Regions from separate parts of the Homo sapiens genome. Here regions 1 and 2 are each linked to region 3. Evidence: read pairs that join two places in POLR2A ChIA-PET (ENCODE). Cell type or tissue: Caco-2. All regions are shown on one strand. Region 1 overlaps SPTBN4 (spectrin beta, non-erythrocytic 4). Region 2 has its middle 44 kb from the start of NUMBL. Region 3 overlaps SPTBN4 (spectrin beta, non-erythrocytic 4).

What was found. Peaks named below come from ENCODE experiments on the same cell type or tissue, not always from the same donor. Only the 100,000 strongest peaks of a DNase experiment are listed, where the experiment ranks them.
Region 1: POLR2A ChIA-PET joins it to region 3 with 8 read pairs; 6 of 35 experiments call an interaction of 5 or more read pairs at or near these places.
Region 2: POLR2A ChIA-PET joins it to region 3 with 8 read pairs; 6 of 35 experiments call an interaction of 5 or more read pairs at or near these places.

What each region holds. Positions count from the first base shown.
Region 1 is chr19:40,491,853-40,494,352 of GRCh38, reverse strand. SPTBN4 (spectrin beta, non-erythrocytic 4) reads right to left here. Exons shown (of 36, transcript NM_020971.3): 5 at 1,299-1,390. Among named protein-coding and RNA genes, the nearest start is that of SPTBN4, 26 kb to the right of the region's middle. In Caco-2, no CTCF peak of the experiment used is centred here; no DNase peak of the experiment used is centred here.
Region 2 is chr19:40,645,725-40,648,224 of GRCh38, reverse strand. No RefSeq gene overlaps it. Among named protein-coding and RNA genes, the nearest start is that of NUMBL, 44 kb to the left of the region's middle. RefSeq lists an enhancer at 1-741. In Caco-2, no CTCF peak of the experiment used is centred here; no DNase peak of the experiment used is centred here; H3K4me3 peaks cover 566 bases.
Region 3 is chr19:40,569,600-40,572,099 of GRCh38, reverse strand. SPTBN4 (spectrin beta, non-erythrocytic 4) reads right to left here. Exons shown (of 36, transcript NM_020971.3): 32 at 2,374-2,443; 33 at 1,372-1,664; 34 at 1-81. Among named protein-coding and RNA genes, the nearest start is that of SHKBP1, 6.0 kb to the left of the region's middle. RefSeq lists a silencer at 1,035-1,604 and an enhancer at 1,835-1,904. In Caco-2, no CTCF peak of the experiment used is centred here; DNase peaks (open chromatin) are centred at 1,279 and 1,892; H3K4me3 peaks cover 465 bases.

The DNA.
Region 1 (2,500 bases), 78 kb after region 3:
GAGAAAGAAGACATGAAGAGAAAAGGGAAGGAGGAAAGGAGGGAAGGAGGGAGGAGAGAAGAGATAAGTACAAGGAAAAGCAGATATAGAGATAGACACATGGAGAAACAGATGGCAAAAGTCCCCATGATCTCCTTTGCAAGACAGACAGCCAGAAGGATGAGAGTCAGAGAAGCCCACCTCCATCCCACACCTGCCCCTCCCTCCGTCCTCCCAGGAGCTGCTCTACAGAGGACAATTGAGTTTCAGGTCTTACTGCTCCCTGCAGGGCAGAGAGTTGGGGGCCAAAGGGAACCTTCCCAGTAGAGCCTGCACCCCACCCCGCCACCAGCTCAGCCACACTGAAGCGACCAAGGACTTTGAACTTTCCTGTGTATGCCCTGTGAGGCAGAAGGGAGATGCTCACAGCGGGAGAGGGTGGCCAGAGCTTGGACATAGCACTGAGGGTCCACACAGGTGAATGTGAGATCTCTTGAAATGTAGGATGAAATGGGATGGGGGAGAGAGAGAAGAGAGCAGGCTGGGGACAGTTCACCTCTTTCCAGCATTGGTCTCTGAGGAGTCCAAGAGTTCTATTTTATTTTTATTTATTTGTTTGTTTATTTATTTATGTGTTTGTTATTTATTTTCAAGACAGGGTCTTGCTCTGTAGCCCAGGCTGGAGTGCAGTGGCATGATCGTAGCTCACTGCACCTTGAACTCCTGGACTCAAATGATCCTCCCATCTCAGCCTCCTGGGAACCTGAGAAGCTACGACTACAGACGTCTGCCACCATGCCTGTGATTAAAAACAACAACGACAACAACAACAAAAAAAACCCCACAACTTTTTGTAGAGATGGGGTCTTGCTATGTTGCCTAGGCTGATCTCAAAGTCCTAGCCTCATTCTCCCAAAGTGACAGGCATGAGACACTGTGCCTAGTGAGGCCAAGAGTTCTACATTTGAAACTGGGTGGGGTGCAGTAGTCCCAGCTACTTGGGAGGCTGAGGAGGGAGGATCACTGGAACCTAGGAGATCAAGGCTTCAGTGAGCTATTCAGTGCATGCCACTGCACTCCAGCCTGGGTGACAGAGCAAGTTCAAAATAAATTTGAACCTGGCCTTCTAGCATGTTAGGAAGGATTATTAGTCAAGGCTGGAGAAGTGGACATATTTTATTTACCAGCTGGTTAGTTTCAGATGTAACTTTTTGACCCTGAGGACATGGGCTGCCCCTTGAGCTCTTGTCTGGGAAGGAATTGCAGAGGTTAGGGGACCACTTGCCTAACCTCCTAAGGAAGGTGGTGGGGGTGCTTACCCAGCTGTCTTCATCTGACACCACAAGAGCAGAGCATCCTTGGCTGAGCGTGTCTCTCTGTTGTCCTCAGTCTCAATTTTGATGACTTGAATCTGTGAAGATACAAAAAATGGCTACCAGGGCCTGGAGAGCTTGAGGCTTCGAATGCCCCCCACTCACCATCTGCTACCAGAGAAGGTGGCAGGTGACAGAGGAGATGGGGGAGGCAGCTTCTGGCTGGGGGTGGGGGTCCAGGAGTGTGAGGATAATTCCTGAGGGCCAGGACATCCACAATTAGGGGATCAGTTAGGACTTCGGTCTCTGTTTCCAAGAAAGCCTCCAAACTGAGCATCTGGGCCACTTTCCTGGTCTAAGGCACTGCCGTCTCCTGCCTAGGCTAGTGCGGTGGCCTTCATGCTGATCTCCCCACTCCTGCATCCACAGTGTGTTCTCCACATGGCAGAGAGAGGGACCCTGCGAACACTCAAATCAGATCCTTGCTCCTCTTTTCAACACCCTCCGTATCTCTGTTTCATTCAAGGTAAAAGTAAAAGTTCCCATGATCTCCCATCAGTAAGTTGATGACCTCATCTTCAACAGCTCACTCCACTCCATACCTGCTGGCCTTTTTCCTGAATCACAAGCATCCTCCCTCCTTGGTCCTTTAGCACTGGCTGTTCCATCTACCTGGAACATCCCCAACTCCAATGTCCTGGACCCATAACCACTGGACCCATCTCAAACTGGCCTCAGGGTGTTCCTCAAACCTGCTCCTTCTCCCTGTCCCTGTCTCAGGGCAGCCCCATCATCCTCTAGTCCCCAGGCCAGAGCTCTGAGTCTTCCCCTGGACACCCTCTCCCTCTCCCCTCCCGTAAGGCCTGTCCACTCCACTCCCTGAGTGTCTTCCCCACCTGCCCCTTGTTGCTTCCCCATAGTCCCACCCTGGTCCAACTCTATCCTCCTCCCTGGGCTCTCAGCTCCCAATGTTGGTGAACACCTCCAACCCAGAGGGATCTTTCTTTGTTTTTTTTTTTGTTTTGTTTTTGTTTTTTTTAGATGGAGTTTCACTCTTGTTGCCCAGGCTGGAGTGCAATGGTGTGATCTCAGCTCACCGCAACCTCCACCTCCCAGGTTCAAGCGATTCTCCTGCCTTGGCCTCCCTAGTAGCTGGGATTACAGGCATGTGCCACCAGGCCCAGCTAATTTGGTATTTTTAGTAGAGA
Region 2 (2,500 bases), 76 kb before region 3:
CGGGAGGTGAGGGGCGCCTCTGCCCGGCCGCCCCTACTGGGAAGTGAGGAGCCCCTCTGCCCGGCCAGCCGCCCCGTCCGGGAGGGAGGTGGGGGGGTCGGCCCCCCGCCCGGCCAGCCGCCCCGTCCGGGAGGTCAGGGGCGCCTCTGCCCGGCCGCCCCTACTGGGAAGTGAGGAGCCCCTCTGCCCGGCCAGCCGCCCCGTCCGGGAGGGAGGTGGGGGGGTCGGCCCCCCGCCCGGCCAGCCGCCCCGTCCGGGAGGTGAGGGGCGCCTCTGCCCGGCCGCCCCTACTGGGAAGTGAGGAGCCCCTCTGCCCGGCCACCACCCCGTCTGGGAGGTGTACTCAACAGCTCATTGAGAACGGGCCATGATGACAATGGCAGTTTTGTGGAATAGAAAATGGGGAAAGGTGGAGAAAAGATTGAGAAATCGGATGGTTGCTGTGTCTGTGTAGGAAGAGGTAGACATGGGAGACTTTTCATTTTGTTCTGTACTAAGAAAAATTCTTCTGCCTTGGGATCCTGTTGATCTGTGACCTTGCCCCCAACCCTGTGCTCTCTGAAACATGTGCTGTGTCCACTCAGGGTTGAATGGATTAAGGGCGGTGCAAGATGTGCTTTGTTAAACAGATGCTTGAAGGCAGCATGCTCGTTAAGAGTCATCACCACTCCCTAATCTCAAGTACCCAGGGACACAAACACTGCGGAAGGCCGCAGGGTCCTCTGCCTAGGAAAACCAGAGACCTTTGTTCACTTGTTTATCTGCTGACCTTCCCTCCACTATTGTCCTGTGACCCTGCCAAATCCCCCTCTGCGAGAAACACCCAAGAATGATTAAAAAAATAATAAATAAAAAAATAAAAATACAAAAATTAGCTGGGCGTGGTGGCACATACCTATAGTCCCAGCTACTCGGGAGGCTAAGGCAGGAGAATCACTTGAATTCCGGGGAATTGGAGGTTGCCGCAGTGAGCCAAGATTGTGCCACTGCACTCCAGCCTGGGCAACAGAACCAGACTACGTCAAAAAAAAAAAAAAAAAAGAGAGAGAGAAAGAAAGAGAGAGAAAAGAAAGAAAAAAAGAAAGAAGAAAGAAAGAAGGAAAGAAAGAAAAGAAAGTCCTTGGTGACATGGCTGAGCCATTGTGTCAACTTTGGCTGAAGCCAGCACAAGTGTGGATTTTCCAGCCACAGATTCCCCTTACAATTTAAGCCATTTGAGTCAGCTGTTCTGGTACTTGCATCTAGGCGAATCATCAAATATTTTACAAGCAGTCCAGGTGCAGTGGCTCACACCTTAATCCCAGTACATTGGGAGGCCAAGGCAGGAGGATCGCTTGAGTTCCATAGTGAGAATTTGTCTCCAAAAAAAAAAAAAAGAAAAGAAAAAATGAATTTCACAACCAATACTTTGGGCACTGACCGAGCAGCATGGTTCACTTCTGTGCCCGATATTGACCCTTTACTTCCTGCATTGTGGAGAGGTCTGGGAAGTCCTGGGAGAGGGACCAGGGCAGCTAGAGTGGCCTTGGTGGAGGACGTCATTGGAGCGACTTGAGACAGAATGATTTACCAACCAATACGGAAATAATTCAGTATTTCAACAATCAACATAGCCTAGATATACCCCAACAACATGCTCCGCAGACAGCTAGTCCAAGCTGAATATGAGCTTTACTTGCTGAAGGATACAACACCCCCCGCCCTTTTTTTGTTTGTTTGTTTGTTATTGAGACGGAGTCTCGCACTGTCGCCCGGGCTGGAGTGCAGTGGCGCGATCTCGGCTCACTGCAACCTCCGCCTCCCGCGTTCAAGCGATTCTCTTGCCCTTTTGACGTGAGCTAGTGTGAATGGATTTCTGTTTCTTGCAACCAAGCACATACAGAAGAAAAAAAAAAAAAAGATCCCCTGACAAGCCTGAGTCATGAATCAAACGTTCAGGAAATAAATAGCAGTCCAATCTCACTTTAACCGTATGAGGTCATCTTAGCTTCGGGTCAGGCTGAAACTCTGCCGAGATTTTTGACCATGAGCTCTGCCAAAGGGTCCGCACCCTTTGGCCCAAGAATCCCTCCTCTGGGACACACAAGGAGGTCCATGAGGGGATTATTTATAATGGGAGGAAATTGGAAACAGCTTCAACCTCTGGCAATGCTGCCCTTTTGAATAAACATAGTGCAAACATTAGAGATTGTGTTTATCCAAAGATGTTTTAACAGGGGAACAGCTTACATTTTAAGAGGGGAAAAAACAGGGCTGTATAAACAATTTGCTCACACAGTTATGTAAAACACACACGTGCACACACACAACACACGCATTTAAAAAGCTCACAGAGAATAGAAAAGGCTGAAAGGAAATATATCAAAATGTCAACAACCATAGTGGTACAGGACTTAGGGATGGGAGGGGCGTCTTTGCCTTGCTAGTTCTCTGTAGTTTCCAAATGTTGCTTGATGAACGCCAAACTCTCCTTTTTTTTTTTTTTTTTTTTTTTTTTTTT
Region 3 (2,500 bases):
CTCCCGGATGCCGGGCCCTTGGAGTCCTTGTAGAAGCCCAGTTCCCCCTTACTAAGCACACAGTACAGGCTCACCCACGACCTGGAGCGACAAGATGGGGCTCAAGGCAGAGCCGCAGCACTCTGCCTAATAACTCTTCATTAACATCCTCAAGGTCTGAATATGTCTGAGCCTTCCTACCTCTGGACCTTTGCGCCCTAGTTGCGCCCTAGTTGGACCTAAAATGCTCTTCCTTAAGGCTGTTGCTGCCCTGAGGGGAGCATTTAAGTCTCTCAGTATCAAGCCTTTGCCCAGGCTGAGATTTCCCTTCCTTATCCCCTCCCATACTGAATTTCCTGAAGGTAAGTCTTAAGCTGTCTCCTCCATAAGCCTTTGCTCCACTCAATCCTCCCCACTCATGGAGCTTTCTCAAGGAAAGTCTATTGGTCTACTGTCTGGAATAAAGAATTCCTGTCTCTCCAGTCATCCAAAGCCTCGATCCTGGAGGAATCCCTCCCAAAGCAAAACATACTAGGTGCCCTTGTTTATTCCTACCTTGGCATTAGGTACGAGGAAGAAAGACCACCTACAGATTCCACTAGCAAAATCTGAATCTGTCCTGCCCACTTCATATCTTGGGACTCACTCCATTACTGGCCGGTGATACCCCTTTTTGGCTCCACTTGTCCCCAGATTCTGCCTCTCAGTTGGACAAAAAGAGGGTGGACAAGCAGGAGCTGGACTCCCCAAGAGCAGGCACATCATGGCTAGACCCTCATTTGGAAACCTGTAAGAGATGACTCCCCCTTCCCAACCCCTACCCTCATTAGTTTGGGCTCTGCCCGTTTTCGGACCCTCCCCCAATTTGAAACTTCAAGGGTAGACCCACCCCACTCATTGGTTGAGTGACCTCTCCAAGCTCCACGACAAGCCATTGAAACCTTCTCAACTAGATGCCTCCCTCTTTGCTATTTAGCTGATCAACTCCTGGGTTGGTTGCTAAGAGGTTAGGTTCCAATTTACTCACTTTCAGAACATTTTCCTTCTGTTCCCACCTAAGCTCTACCCATCATCCATTAGATGCACTAACCTTAGGTCCTGCCCCTTCCTGTTCATTGGTTGGAATCATCAAAGTTGAGCCCCACCCCTCATCTGGCCCCACCTACTACCCCCACGGGTTGGAGGGCCTGACGTTAAACCACACCCCCTCCTGCTCATTGGTTGGCTTTCTTGATTTAAGCCACCACCACCCCCCAGCTCTGGCCCCACCTACTACCGCCACCTGCTGGAGGGCCTGAAGTTGAGCCACACCCCCTCCTCAGTCCCACCGCTCCACGCAATGGTCACCCTGAGCCTGAGACCCGCCTTCCAAAGCCCCGCCCACACGCTCACCGGTTGGACGACTTGCGGTTAGCGTCGAGCTCGCGCTTGCGCAGTAGGAAGCCCTCGTGCTGCACTGTGTGAGTGGGCGGTGGCGGAGGCGCGGGGGCGGAGCCGCCCTGGGCCGGGGCGGAGCGCGAGCGCCGGCTTCCCCCGCCCTCACCACCCTCTCTGGGCCGCGGCCGCCGTCGCGGCTTGGGCCGGTCCCGCGCCCGGGGCCGGTCCGGCCGAGGTGTCCGCTCGGGCAGCTCAAGCCCGTTGGGCAGGCGACCTGGGGGAAGCTCGCGTGGCTGAGGCAGCGACGGCTGTGTGAAGGGAGGGGGAAGAGGGGTGCTGTCCATGGAGAGGGTGTGGGGGTCATCTGTTTGGGGGAGTCATGGGTCTGGGGTCCCATCTGTCTACAGGGCCATTTGTCTCGGAGGCGAGTATGGGAGGACCTCAGGGTTGGAGGCCCAATTCTTAGGGCCCCATGGGTCTTGGGAGTGAGTCTGTTAGGACTCATTGGTTTGGAATCTCTCTCGGTGGTGGAAAGAGGCAGCCAGATCTCTGGAGGTGGGGGTGCAAGCAGGGCGTGTCCCCACTGTCTGCAGGAGAAACCTGGGGCTTCCTTCTGTGTGTGTGTGTATGAGGCTATGAAGAAATTTGGGACCCCACTGAGCTGAAGAAATACGGAGTCCAGGACAGATGTGGGAAGAGTCTGTGTGTGTGTGTCTGTGTGTGTATCTGTGTCTGTGTGTCTGTGTGTGTGTGTCTGTGTGTGTGTGTCTGTGTGTGTGTGTGTGTGTGTGTGTGTGTGTGTGTGTGGAGGGGCAGTAGGGGTCTCTTAGGTAGGTGCCCCGTCTTTCTAAGGGGGACATTTTCAGATTCTGGGGACCCTGAGAGTCCATGCTGTCTCTGCAGGGTCCAGGTAGGGAATGGGTCCTGCCAGGGCTAGGCACTGGCTGTTTCTGAGATCCTGCCTCCTGCTCTGAAAAAGGGGTCCTCCTATCCCCACCCATCCGAGGCTCAACTTACCCCAGCAGGCAGCCCTGGGCCTGCCTCTTTCTCCTGCAGCTGTTCCACAATGTCAGCCAGGGTGGCCTTCCTGGGGGATGGGGGACAGAAAGACCCAGTGAAACCAGGGTTCCTTCTCCCATGGACC